2 separate regions of the Homo sapiens genome follow, and region 1 is linked to region 2. Evidence: chromatin contacts called from ENCODE Hi-C or POLR2A ChIA-PET data. All regions are on one chromosome and are shown on one strand. The core of a region is the stretch at or near the end of the contact, and the rest is flanking DNA. Distances in the headings are between cores, read along the strand shown.

The links. Hi-C counts contacts between places; a loop is a spot of excess contacts on that map. ChIA-PET counts read pairs that join two places held with the same protein, here RNA polymerase II (POLR2A). Pooled maps may share reads with other maps.
Region 1: a loop to region 2 is called in a pooled map, with 3 times the contacts of the local background. The contact joins two enhancer-like sites. A Hi-C loop is called at or near these places in 2 of 37 single-sample maps with no recorded cell type and 3 of 50 pooled maps. POLR2A ChIA-PET finds 5 or more read pairs at or near these places in 2 of 52 experiments (Caco-2 and activated T-cell).

What each region holds. Positions count from the first base shown.
Region 1 is chr16:11,679,593-11,686,283 of GRCh38, forward strand. It overlaps TXNDC11 (thioredoxin domain containing 11), which reads right to left. Exons shown (of 12, transcript NM_015914.7): 11 at 4,573-4,653; 12 at 1-245. Among named protein-coding and RNA genes, the nearest start is that of SNN, 14 kb to the left of the region's middle. RefSeq lists an enhancer at 1,627-1,983. Within about 2 kb of position 2,124, at least 17 of the 41 ENCODE cell types and tissues checked have a DNase peak (open chromatin) inside an H3K27ac peak, as active enhancers do.
Region 2 is chr16:11,074,379-11,080,534 of GRCh38, forward strand. All of the region lies in intron 19 of CLEC16A (C-type lectin domain containing 16A), which reads left to right. Among named protein-coding and RNA genes, the nearest start is that of CLEC16A, 130 kb to the left of the region's middle. Within about 2 kb of position 2,218, at least 3 of the 41 ENCODE cell types and tissues checked have a DNase peak (open chromatin) inside an H3K27ac peak, as active enhancers do.

The sequences.
Region 1 (6,691 bases), core at 874-3,373, 610 kb after region 2:
GGGACTCCACCTGCACTTGTGCTCGCTGGAGGCTGCTTATTTCTGCTCTCAGTTTCTGGATCTCTCTCTCCAAGTGGGAGATGTGCCCCCGCTGTAAGACTGCCTCGCTCTGAAGACACTCCTTGGTAGGAGAGTTAGCCACATTCTGGGGGCTGGAAGCAGGGTCTGAGTGATGCAAAATGAACCTCAACAGGTTTGGAAGGGTGATGGGGACGTCTTCGGGGTATTTCACACTTAGGTCCTTTCTGGAGAGAGAGGGAAAGGAAGCAAAGACAGGAGTCACACCAACACAATGAGTCCAAAAGCAGGCTGTACCTGAGGCCAGGCCATCTACTTCTCACCAAGAAAAGACGTTCCGTGGATTTTACTTACTGAAAGTAAGGAAAATGTTGCCTGGGCAAGAAATTCTCTACAAAGCTGAGGCTGTCCCATATGCTCGTTCTGTAATTAAGATGGCTTATCTGTTCCTGAAGCCAGAGCTCAGCTTCACCCACACCCTCCAAGAAAGACAAGAGCTCCTAGGCCCAGGCCTAAAGCCAGTGATGCAGGGCCCCAGGAGTGTGTAGGCATGGGGCCTCTGTGTGCTCGGAGATGCCCAGCGGCTGTGTCAGGAAGAGCGTCCAGGGGAGGCAGGAGTGTCCCACCTATGTCCCTCTTGTGCCCACTGACAGTGCCCGGAGAAAAAGGAAGAACTTGAAAGATACCCAGTCTGTTTCTTCAGCAAGCATTTATTACACATTCTCTAAGGCAGGGGTTCTCAACTGGGGGTGACTGTACCCCCATTCCCCAGGTACATCTGGCTCACACCTGGCAACCTGATAACTGGCAAACAGCCCAACCAAAGGACTATGAATTCAGGCTGCCCAGCCCTGAGAGCACAGAATAAGGAAGGAAGGTGACATAGAAAGGGGTTTTCCCTACAGCTTTGTTCCAGGTCCTGATCTAGAGATCTAGAAAATTCCTCTTCAGAACTTGTCATTTAATCGTCTGATGATGTTTCTCTCACATATCTATTTACCTGTGCCTGTACAGCCTGGCTGCAATTGATCAAAACTACCAGCTTTATGCACTTAGGTATGAGGTGGGCCGGCAGCCGAGTTTGTCTCCCTCAGGTGTTAACAGAATGGAAGTCAACAGCAGGGACTCCAGAGCCTGGCTGCCCAGGGCCACTGGACCCGGCCGTAAATTGTTTTATAATTTTGGGGTAAACATTCAACCATCCCCTCCTTTAAAGCTTAGTTTTCTTAACATATAAGCTTTCTTCAAGTGGGGCCCAGCCATTCAAATGACAAAGCTGGGTGTGGTGCTGTGTGCCTGTAATCCCAGTGCTTTGGGAGGCTGAGGTGGGAGGATCGCTTGAGGCCAGGAGTTTGAGACCAGCCTGGACAATATAGTAAGGCCTCATCTGTATAAAAAGTAAGATAAAAAAATTAGCCAGGCAAGGTGGCACACACCTGTAGATCCAGCTACTTAGGAGCCTGAGGTGGGAGGATCACTTGAGTCCAGGAGTTCAAGACTGCAGTGAGCCGTAATTGCACCACTGCACTCCAGCCTGGGCAACAGAGTCAGACCTTGTCTCAAAAACAGAAAACCAAAAAACCCCACAACAACTGAAAACACATCGTGGCCCTGTCAAGTGGGCCCATGGAAGAATACCAGACGCTGGACCTGCCCCCACGTTCTGCGGCACAAGCCTGGTCTTGTAAGGCAGAGTAAACGTGAATTACTTCCCAGAAAAAGCTGCCAAGATCCCTCAGGATGTCTACCTCCAGACATTTACAGGACAGTGACATCCGTGAGCATGCTATCTGCTAACTAAGAGGTCTTGGTGCACTCTCCATCAATGTCCCTAATGGGCACACTAAAATACTGCCACACTTTGTGAAAGTAGCAGGGACAGAGAATGTCAACAGTCTACTTCCAGGAAAGCAGTCATGTGAAACTATGGTGGGAAGAGGTCCCCATGTCTATGCAACTCTCCTCTAACCCTGAGGGAGTGGCAGGGCACACCTCTAAAAAACTGTGATTCTTCCCCTGGGACACATCAGAGTCTCTTGGTGGACAGGAGCACCCATCTCCCCCTCATCACCCTGGCCCAGGGCCAGGCCAGAGCACCTATATTTTGCAATGTCACACAGAGTCTGACGCAAGTGCTGGCTGGAGGAGCACCTGCTCGGTGGAGCAAGTGGCTCCAAGATGCCTCTGCACAGGAAGGCTATGTCTCCCTCAAGGCCCCACCCCTTCCTCTTCCTCCCAAGGACAGGCTCTTGCATTTTTTTCCTTCATGATTTTTATAAATCAAGACATGCTCTTTGTAGACAATTTGCAAGGGATGTAAAAACATACAAGCAGCACCTTCAAATCACTTGCAATCTCACTCCTCTGAAGTCATCAATGTTAACACCTCAACATTTTCCCCTCTGTGAACATCTCCACCTAGCACATGCACAAGTTTATATTTTATCACAGTAAATATACAATTTCATATTCTTTTCACTAAAAATAGCATAAGCAGGTGGACAATGAAAAAGGTCTTACTACATGTTATCCAACAGCCTTTTTCATTTCCTCTTTTGCAAGCTGTCAGCTCACGCTGCTTGCCCATTTACCTTCTGGCTAAACCAAACACTCGCTTGGGACCAGCTCATGATGAGCATACTTTACTTCTACCATTTATTTTTAGGAAATGAGAAAAATTCCATTCCAAAGCCATAAAGCTTTGGTTTACCAACATCCTTACATTAAAAGAGAAGTGGACAGTCTTCTTATGTTCGATATTTAGAAACGACAAGGGTAAGGGCCTGCAGCAAGTGCCCAGCATGGGGCCGGAGAAATGCGCACATCTTCACGTTTCCCACACCAGGCAGCCTAAGAACGAAGGTCACTCAGCCCAGACGCAGGCCTCCAGATGACGCCCCACCCTGCCACCTGTTCCGCCTGTGTCTCTCTACACAGATGCATTTCTGCCAGCTGCTGAGAACTTCTTCATTAAAAGGCATGTGCTGGGTGCTAAGATTTTCATATTTTTTCAAACTATGCTTGGAATTCAAAAATTATACGTCATTAAACTACATGCCCAACTCCTGGCCCACACAGATGAAAGTGTTAGTGTTACTGTCCGTGATTCCTGGACTATGTGGTAATTTAAACACTTCTTAGAAAGAAAAAGCCTCATCACAACTCAGTCAGCAGTAGAAAAGGGTGAGTCACATTCTGTTTTTAGTGCATGATGTGACAAGACCCTACTACCACAGAAGTACTCCCGCAAAAATTCTTTGAGATACAAAGCAAAAACCAAGGGAATGATTCAATAGATATGAAGGAAACACTCTCCTAGAGAAACATGACAAGCTGAATCGCAAAAGGGAGGCAGGAAATTAAAACAGCAAACGTCATACATGCGAGCCAGGGAACTCCCTAAATGATGCTGCAGACACTTTCCCCTGGAGAGAAGATACTGTCAAAGTCATGTGAGTGGGTCCCCAAAAGGACTCAACTTTCTAAAAACCAAAGGGAATCTATAAAAAGGGAGCAAACATCCAGTGTATTAGGCTCTAAAGGACCAAGAGTTAATTTCTTTTTCCACTAAAACATCTGCATCTACGTTTACTAACTGGAAGTCCGCTCCCCCTTGTTAATGTCCTGCTTGCAGGGGCTTCCGGGGTAGTTGCCGTTAAGAACTGCACCTGGAATACTGATTAGGCAAGTGTGAAAAAATCAAGCGACCATCCCATGGCGGACGTTCACAGCAGTCTGCACGCATGGGAGAAAACCCCTTTGTAGGCCTCCTGGAATCCGAGAAAAGGACGTGCCATGGGTAAGAAAGCCACCCTGTCCTCTGTACGAGAGGGATGAGGAGCTGCTGGGAGGCCAACTGAGAGACAAGCAAGTGGAAGGCTTGGGGCAGGCAGGGCTCCACAGATTCTCTGCTGTTTTGCCCCACACAAACATTGCACCACTGCACTCCAGCCAGGGCAACAGAAGAATCCTGTCAGTCTCTGCGTCCTCCATATGTTCATACAGGCCATGAAAGCTAAGAATTCTCACGGCCACATTCAAGCTCGGGTAAGAGATAGACTGGGAAAAACAACCTTTAAAAGATCCATACCACACATAACATCCTGACACTACAACCCTTTTATGTCCCTAAGGACACTTTTTTTTTTTTTTTTTTTTTGAGGCAGAGCCTCGCTCTGTCACCCAGGTTGGAGTGCAGTGGTGTGATCTTGGCTCACTGCAACCTCCGCATCCCAGGTTCAAGAGATTCTCGTGCCTCAGCCTCAGAGTAGCTGGGATTACAAGCATATGTCACCATGCCTGGCTAATTTTTGTATTTTTTGTACTGATGGGGTTTCACCATGTCGGCCAGGCTGGTCTCAACCTCTTGAGCTCAAGCAATCTGCCTGCCTCAGCCTCCCAAAGTGCTGGGATTACAGGCATGAGCCACCACGCCTGGTTCCTAAGGGAACATTTTTTGAACATAATGAATGATTTACATCTTAAACCCATTTCATTTTCAGACCTCCACAAAAGAATCCCAACTGCCCACCAGTGACAAAAATTTGGCATTACCTGTTGCAGGGAAAAAACAAGACAGTAGGAAGACGATCGACCATAAATTCCCAAGGAAGGTCATTCTGAGACACGTCAATCCTGGTAAAGGGAAAGAACAGAAATGGCAGATGATCAGCCCAAGAAACACCAACTTGAAAGAACCTTCTCAGATAACTTCAAGAACCTGGTGCATTTTTTACACCCCACATTGGGCTAGTCCCTTCTCGATGAATGTACTACCAGGTGTGAGCTGGGCGCTGATACTTCCAAGACATACAACATTCTACTACGTGGACGCTTTCCACTGAGTGGCAATGTGATGTCCTGAAAGTAAAAATGAACTTGCAGAAAATGCCGCACTGACACCTGAGGAGTCATTCACTCCTCACCTGACAGGATCTAGCCAAGTATTTTAATCCCTGAATAGCTCTGGGAAAAGAAAGGAAATCATTGAGCAAAATACATCAAGCCCCTCTGAAGATGGAAAATTATACCCTCTTTATGTTGTAAATCTGGATAGAGACCAAAAACAGCCTATTTTCTTAGCAGATTTGACATTAATTTTCTAATACAGAAAATGACATCTGTACTAACTCACCCAGCCTGTGCTCAATCACTGTGGGAGCTAACCGCAACTGCTCTAGAGGCCTGCCCCGGGCAGCTGGCACAGAGCTGGGCACACAGCTGGGCGCCCACACTCGGGCTAAGCAGACATGGAGCCACAACAGCATCCTTTATGGAAGGGGCTGCATCCTCCTTGCGGAGGGGCTATTCAGCTACTATTCATAAACAGTGCACACAAAAGATGAACATGTTTTCAATCTTTACCTTGACAGAAGTTTTTAGAAAGCATAACTGGGGGGAGTGAGGGTGCGGTAAGTGTCATGTATGTGTCCAAAAGGATGAAATTTGCTTTTCAAAAAATGGCACAACCAGGCTGAGCACAGGGGCTCACGCCTGTAAATCCAACACTTTGGGAGGCCGAGGTGGGTGGACTGTTTGAGCCCAGGAGTTCGAGACTAGCCTGGGCAACATGGGGAAACCCTGTCTCTACAAAAAATTGGCCGGGTATTCTGGCACATGCCTGTAGTCCCAGCTACTTGGGAAGGTGGGAGAATCACCTGAACCTGGGAGGTTGGGGCTGCAGTGAGCTGTGATTGCACCACTGCATTCCAGCCTGGGCAACAGAGTGAGACCCTGTCTCAAAAAAACAACAACGCCGGGCGTGGTGGCTCACGTCTGTAATCCCAGCACTTTAGGAGGCCGAGGCAGGCAGATCACGAGGTCAGGTGATCGAGACCATCCTGGCTAACGCGGTGAAACGCCACCCGTCTCTACTAAAAATACAAAAAATTAGCTGGGCATAATGGCGGGCGCCTGTAGTCCCAGCTACTCGGGAGGCTGAGGCAGGAGAATGGCGTGAACCCGGGAGGCGGAGCTTATAGTGAGCTGAGATTGCACCTCTGCACTCCAGCCTGGGCAACAGAGCAAGACTCCATCTCAAAAAAAAAAACAAAAACAAAAAACAACAACAGCAACAAAAGGCATAACCAAATGAAAACCATTTACCAAAAGTTTACTAACAAAACAGCACTCCTGCCTCACCTGTGCCAGCCTACCTAAAACATTAGTGTTCCTTTCTAAACAAGTGGGAGTGAACACTATATTCCATAATTAAATGCTTTTTCTCACTTGATTCTTACTTCAAAGAAAGCAAACTATAAAATTAAAACATTGTAAAAATCCACTCAGAATTCCATTGGGCTAAATAAGGCCCCCCTTTCTTATGCAGGCTGCAGGCTTGGTCTATATGCTTACTTTTTTTTTTCTGAGACACAGTCTTGCTCTGTCGCCCAGGCTGGAATGCAGTGGTGCAATCTCAGCTCCCTGTAACCTCCGGCTGCTGGATTCAAGTGATTCTCCTGCCTCAGCCTCCTGAGTAGTTGGGACTACAGGCACGTGCCGCCACACTTGGCTAATTTTTTATTTTTAGTAGAGACAGGTTTTCACTATGTTGGCCAGGCTGGTCTCGAACTCCTGGCCTCAGGTGATCCGCCCACCTCGGCCTCCCAACATGCTGGGATTACAGGCATGAGCCACTGCACCTCGCCTATATCCTTACATATTTTTAAGAAGA
Region 2 (6,156 bases), core at 968-3,467:
TGAAATTTGTATCCTATAAACTGACTGGAAATGGGATTGTAATAGAGCTGTCAGTTTTGTTCAAGTGGAAAATTTTTAAGTAAATCCAATTGCAGTATTATTTGGTTCTTTTAAAGGAGAGGGTGATGTAGCTGTTTCCTGTGTATTGATTATTTGATTGGTACCTGTCTGCTGGACCTATTTTTTTTTCCTCAGTGGCATTCATTGATGTGGTTTAATGTATATTCCTGTAATCTTTCCCTGTTTTATAAACTTACAATCATAATTGAGCCACATTAGAGAGACATGTTCTGCTGAGATCACAAGGTCACCTAATGACTGTGCCCTCTTTTGTTGTTGATGTATTGAAGTGGCTCTAGGACAGTTCTTCTGAAAAACACACACACACAAATTATTCTTTTTTCCTTTACAAAGCAGGATTTCTAGATTCAATTCTATGCATTAGAGAAATGAGGCATTTGAGTAGTGGAGACTGTTTGAGCTTTTTTTGCCTATTAAAATTATTGTTTTTAAGCCAGGCACAGTGGATCATGCCTATAATCCCAGCACTTTGGGAGGCTGAGGTGGGAGGATTGCTTGAGCCCAGGAGTTGGAGACCAGCCTGGGCAGCATAGTGAGACCCTGTCTCTACAAAAATTTTTTTAAAAATTAGCAGTGAGTAATGATTGCACCACTGCACTCCGGCCTGGGCAATCGAGCAAGACCCTATCTCAAGAAAAAATATCTATATTGTTTCTGCTGAAGGCACTCTACAGTTGAAATACTTTTTCAAAATACCAGTCCTTCCCACACATTTGGAAATGGGACCATGGTTTTGATTTCTCACAAAGGAAGGGACTTAGTGGCTTAGATTTGCTCAAAAAGCAGTAACTTCCGAGGCACATCAACCCTTGGGATGTGGACAGCTTCTGGGTGCAGCTGCACCAGAGGGCTTCCAGGGAGGGGCAGGGGTCCTGCTGGCGGTTGAGTCCCAGCCCAGCACTGTGACCTTGGATATGTCTGTGTGTGTGTGTGTGTGTGTGTGTGTGTGTGTCTGTGTGTGTGTGTGTATGTGTGTGTGTGTGTGTGTGTGTTTTGAGACATGGTGTCACTTTGTTGCTTTGGCTGGAGTGCGTGGCATAATCATAGCTCTCTGCAACCTTGAACCCCGGGGGCTCAAGGGCTCCTCCCACCTTAGCCTCTAGAGTAGCTGGGACCACAGGCATGTGCTACCATGTCCAGCTAATTTTTAAATGTTTTATAGAGATGGAGTCTTGCTATGTTGCCCTGGCTGGTCTCAAACTCCTGGGCTCAAGCGGTCCTCTTGCCTCAGCCTCCCAAAGTGCTGGGATTACAGGTGTGAGCCCCTGCGCCTGGCCTTGGCATGTTTTTTGACCAGGGGGAGGATGAGGTGCTTGGGAGGATGAGATGTCAGGAGGATGAGACGCTGCCTATCAGTGTTTAGCACTGTGCCTGGCGTCTTGATAGAGCCCAGTTGACGAGGGCTGGCAAAGAAGCTGGTTTTTGGGTTTCTCATCCAAACCCCACTACTCCTCTGTCAAGAAATGATCACTCTAGTTATTCAGCCAAACCTTGGAATATCCTTGTTTCTTCTCATCCCTGTGACCAAGCTCTTAGCAAATCCTGCCAGCTTAAGCATCACATAGATAGAGAACCCAGCTCCGTCTCACTGCCTTTAGCTCCCCTGCAGCTGGTGGGGATTCTAGAAAACTGGGACTAGGGGGTCAGCTTCCTCCTCTGCCCTTTCCACACCAACAGCCAGTAGAATCCTTTTAAATAGACGTCAGACCCTTCAGTGGTCCTGGCTTCCCATTGTGGTGTCAGCTCACTGTGCCATGTGTGCCCCCCATCTGCTCCTCACTGTGCTAGCCCAGTCATACGGAGCTCAAGAGATTTCCCCCTTGGGCCACCGGCTTCAGGGTGCCCCAAAACCCCCACTCTGCCCCACAGGGCTGCCAAAGCCAGCCTCCTTGACAACATCTGGCTGACGGGGAGGGGAGGGCAGTAAGAGCCGCCACAGAAAACAGGAATTCATGGGGGGAGTGGGGTTGAGGATTAACGTTGAGTTTCAAGACATCCCTCGCTCCAGCCCACTCTGTGAGCTGTCTGGGGCTCCGCCTACACACAGCTCCTCACCCTGAAGCTGCTGGGTTCCCCTGCATCACACGCCCACCTTCCCCAGTGAACCCAGCCACCAGATTTGACACAGGATCCGGTGATTGCTCAGGCCTCAGGAGGGGAGGGTTGCCTTCTGGCCCTGATATCTGATCAACCACAGAACACCCAAAACAAATCTCTGAACCAGTGACAGACAGCGCGACCTTTAAGGAAGGTGTAAGTCAGGAGAAGGCCATCTCTCCTATACATCACCTCTCCCAGCCCAGGAAGCTGGCCTGCCAATTGCCCCAGAGTCTGGCCCAGCCACTGACCAGGTCCACCCTGCCCTCAGCCAATGCACACTCTCCAGCCCACCCCAGGGCCTGCTGGGGAGATCAGGAATCGAAGAATGGAGCAGCACTTCCTCCCACCCTCTTGTAGGAGGGAGATGGGTTCTATTCAGATTAGGCAGAAACGCTGAAAAGTATTGTGACCTTGAATCCTAAATCCCCGTTAAAGTTGAGGCTTAGGAAGCACCTGAAATCACAAGGACTGATCATTAGAATCTATTTAAAAACAAAGAGCAGGGCCGGGCACAGTGGCTTAGGCCTGTAATCCCAGGACTTTGGGAGGCTGAGGCGGGAGGATCACTTGAGCCTAGGAGTTCAAGACCAGCCGAGGCAACATGGAGAGACCTTTTCTCTACTAAAAAGGTCGGGCGTGGTGGCTCATTCCTGTAATCCCAGCACTTTGGGAGGCTGAGGCGAGCGGATTGCCTGAAGTCAGGAGTTGGAGACCAATCTGATTGACATGGTGAAACCCTGTCTCTCCTAAAAATACAAAAAAATTAGCCGGATGTGGTGGCATGCGCCTGTAATCCCAGTTACACCGGAGACTGAGGCAGGGGAATTGCTTGAACCAGGGAGGTGGAGGTTACAGTGAGCCAAGATTGTGCCACTGCACTCCAGCCTGGGTGACAGAGTGAGACTCTGTCTCAAAAAAAAAAAAAAAAAAGAAAGAAAAGAAAAAACATTAGCCAGGCGTAGTGGCGTGTGCCTGTAGTTTCAGCTACTTGGGAGGTTGAGGCGGGAGGATCACTTGAAACCTGGGGAGATTGAGGCTGTAGTGAGCTGTGATCGAGCCACTGCACTTCAGCCTAGGGGACAACGTGAGACCCTGTCAAAAACAAAAAGAGCAAAATCCTGATTTAAGACTTAAGAACTCTGGTGGAGGGTGTGAGGGGTCTCTGTATTGCTGGTGACCAGCACAATGCGTGGTGCTGCAGGCGGCCTGGACAGATTTTTCAAATGAATGTCAAATGTTGTTCATACTTCTAAACTTTTAAGAAATGTACAGAATATGGCTAGGCGCGGTGGCTCATGCCGGTAATCCCAGCACTTTGGGAGGCTGAGGCAGGCGGATCACTTGAGGCTAGGAGTTATGACTAGCCTGGCCAACATGGTGAAACTCCATCTCTACAAAAAAAAACGTGTGTGTGTGTGTGTGTGTGTGTGTGTGTGTGTGTGTGTGTGTGTTTAGAGAAATGTACAGAATACTGAGCTTGGGACATGTAAAAGCATAAATTTTCATTTTTACTTTGACCTGCCTGAAAATAGAAGTGAAAATGTGTTTGCCACAGGGGAACCGCTCTAGGGGCATCTGATTTGCTCCTAGGCCAGGCCAGGACAGAGCTGTGACCAAGCGTGAGGGTGGGTGGTGCGAAGGCCCTGTGGTTTCTGGCCCAGCAGGACTTTGAAAACAATCTGTACCCAGACCTCACTCCAGAAGGTTCTGAGTCACTGGCTCCGGGGTGGGGCCCTGACATCTATATTTTCAAATGCTCCCTAAAGGATTCCATTGCATAGCCAGTGTTGAGAACCATGGGATTAGACAGAGTGAGGAATGTTCTGGAACTCAGCACTCAGTGTCTGCTTTGCTGCTTTCCATGAATTCTAGTTCCCTCTAGGAACTCTCCTTGCCCACCTGCTAATCAGCCAGAGGCCATCAGGAAGGCTGGCTTTGGTAGCATGGTACAGCAGTCACATCTCTCTAAGTTCCAAAGTCAGTTTCTCAGGTGGAAACCACCTGCCGTCCCAGTCACCCTCACAGATCCCTCATGGGTGAATGACATTTCTCAATGAGGAGTGGGTCCGGCACAGCCAGTCTGAACTGCAGGGCTGCAGTAGACCCCGTCGTTGAGCAGGTTTTAGAGGAAGAGGTTGGCCATGTCAGATGAAATCCTGGTTTCTTTACCAGGGAGAATCATGCTGGGCACTTTGAGGGGCGCTCAAGGGATAGGCAGGAAGAGCCAAGCCCATGAGGGAGGCAGATTCCCATCTGCCCCTAAGGTTCCCTCATGGGTCTGGCAGCCCGAGAGGCCTGTGGTATTTAAGCTGTTTACGCTTCTCTCCCTCTCCTCTCCACTTTCCTGCATCCGTGTAGTTGAGTTTGTGGAAGTTAAGCTTGCATACAGTGTGCCTCTACCTGACTTGAAGACAAATCACTTGCCCTCTCGAGCCTTGGGCACCTGTCTTGAGAGGAAGGGCCTGCGTAATAGGTTGGGCCTCCTGGATGCTCCCCAGCCCTGCAGCCCTGCAGCCCCACACACAGCTACATGTGTGCTCAGAAGGTAGCTGAACCCATTCTGTGCTTGGCCTTGTGTATAATCACTTGCATGGGCTAGGCAGGAGATTCCCTTGCAGAACTTGAAACTCCCTGCAGCACTGAAACTCCAGCCATCCCTATCTCTTGTGGTTGTTCTGAACCAGTGCCAGTCTTGGAAATGGCCTGTTTTGTTTCAGGCAGTCATAAAAATGCCTTAGGAGTAGAGACTGTCCAGGCCAGAGTCAGCCAGCCAGACCATGGAGGCTCAGAAGTTGTTGGGGCTGAGCTGGCCTCCCCCAGTCCTCACAACTTTTTAGTCATTTGCTAATAATTAAGAGCCAAAAGTTCTCATCCCATCTTCCCTCCAGCCTTTGGACTGACTGGGATGCCACCATTTTTTATACAAGGTTCAAGGTGAGATAGACTTTCTTTCCTTTTCCTTCCAAATTCTCATGTAGAAAAGCCGCATGCAACTTCCTGGTTTTTCAACTTGGCACATCCACATTATCTTTTTGCATTTATCTTTTTTTTACTACCTATACCCTGGCCTTTGAATTTTATAATACACTTTGCATTTTTCTAAATGCAGTTGGGGTTTTCCAGAGCTGTGCAAAGCCAGGAAATATGCATGTCATTTAAATGACTCCGGTTAACCTTTAGCCTTTAACTGGTTTCTCATAAAACTCGACTCTCTCCCAGCTATGGTTTGCATTCTTCAGAGCAGCAAAACTGATGAACATCTACAGCTTTCACTGTTCCCTGCTGGGCCCCCTTCCCTTTGCTGCCTCCAGTCTGATGAGCCATGCTGGCAGACTCTGGGAAATGTGAGTCCCAAGCAGTGTCTAGCAGAAGGTTCCAGACTAGATTGATGCAGCCCCTGTTGCCACTTCCTGAGGTCTCCCAGGGCCCCTGGCTTCAGCGGCTTCCCTTCCTATCATGGCATCTTGTTCCTATCATAGCACAGTAACCATAATAGATCCCATCTGTTTCCCACCAGAAACACAAGATCCAGACTGCAGATTGCACACTTGACTGTAGACAGGGACTCTGAGTGTTTCCTCACCCACTCCCGTGCGCGTCCATCCATCATTTGCTGAATGGTAGGCACTGTGCTAGCCACCAGAAACACAAGGACAGGACAGAGCCCTCCTCCCTTCAGGCATCTAGCACAGTGATGCACTTCAGCAGGTGGGTGCAGGTGCTCTGCTGGAAACTGCAGGATCAAGAAGAATACAGAGTAGTTGGGCCCTTGCTGGGGGTGGGTGGGTAAACAGGGACAAGAATTGCTTCTGGGCGTCCGAGCCTTTGAGCCAAGGGTTGTTCTGAGCCAGTGTGAAGCAGCAGACAACCTGGGGAAGGGCCTTCCAGGCAGAGGGGGCATCTGCAGTGAAGACACACAGGTATGTTTGGCTACCAGGTCAGTAGCCCGTGTCTGGAACATTGGGCGGTCCATTC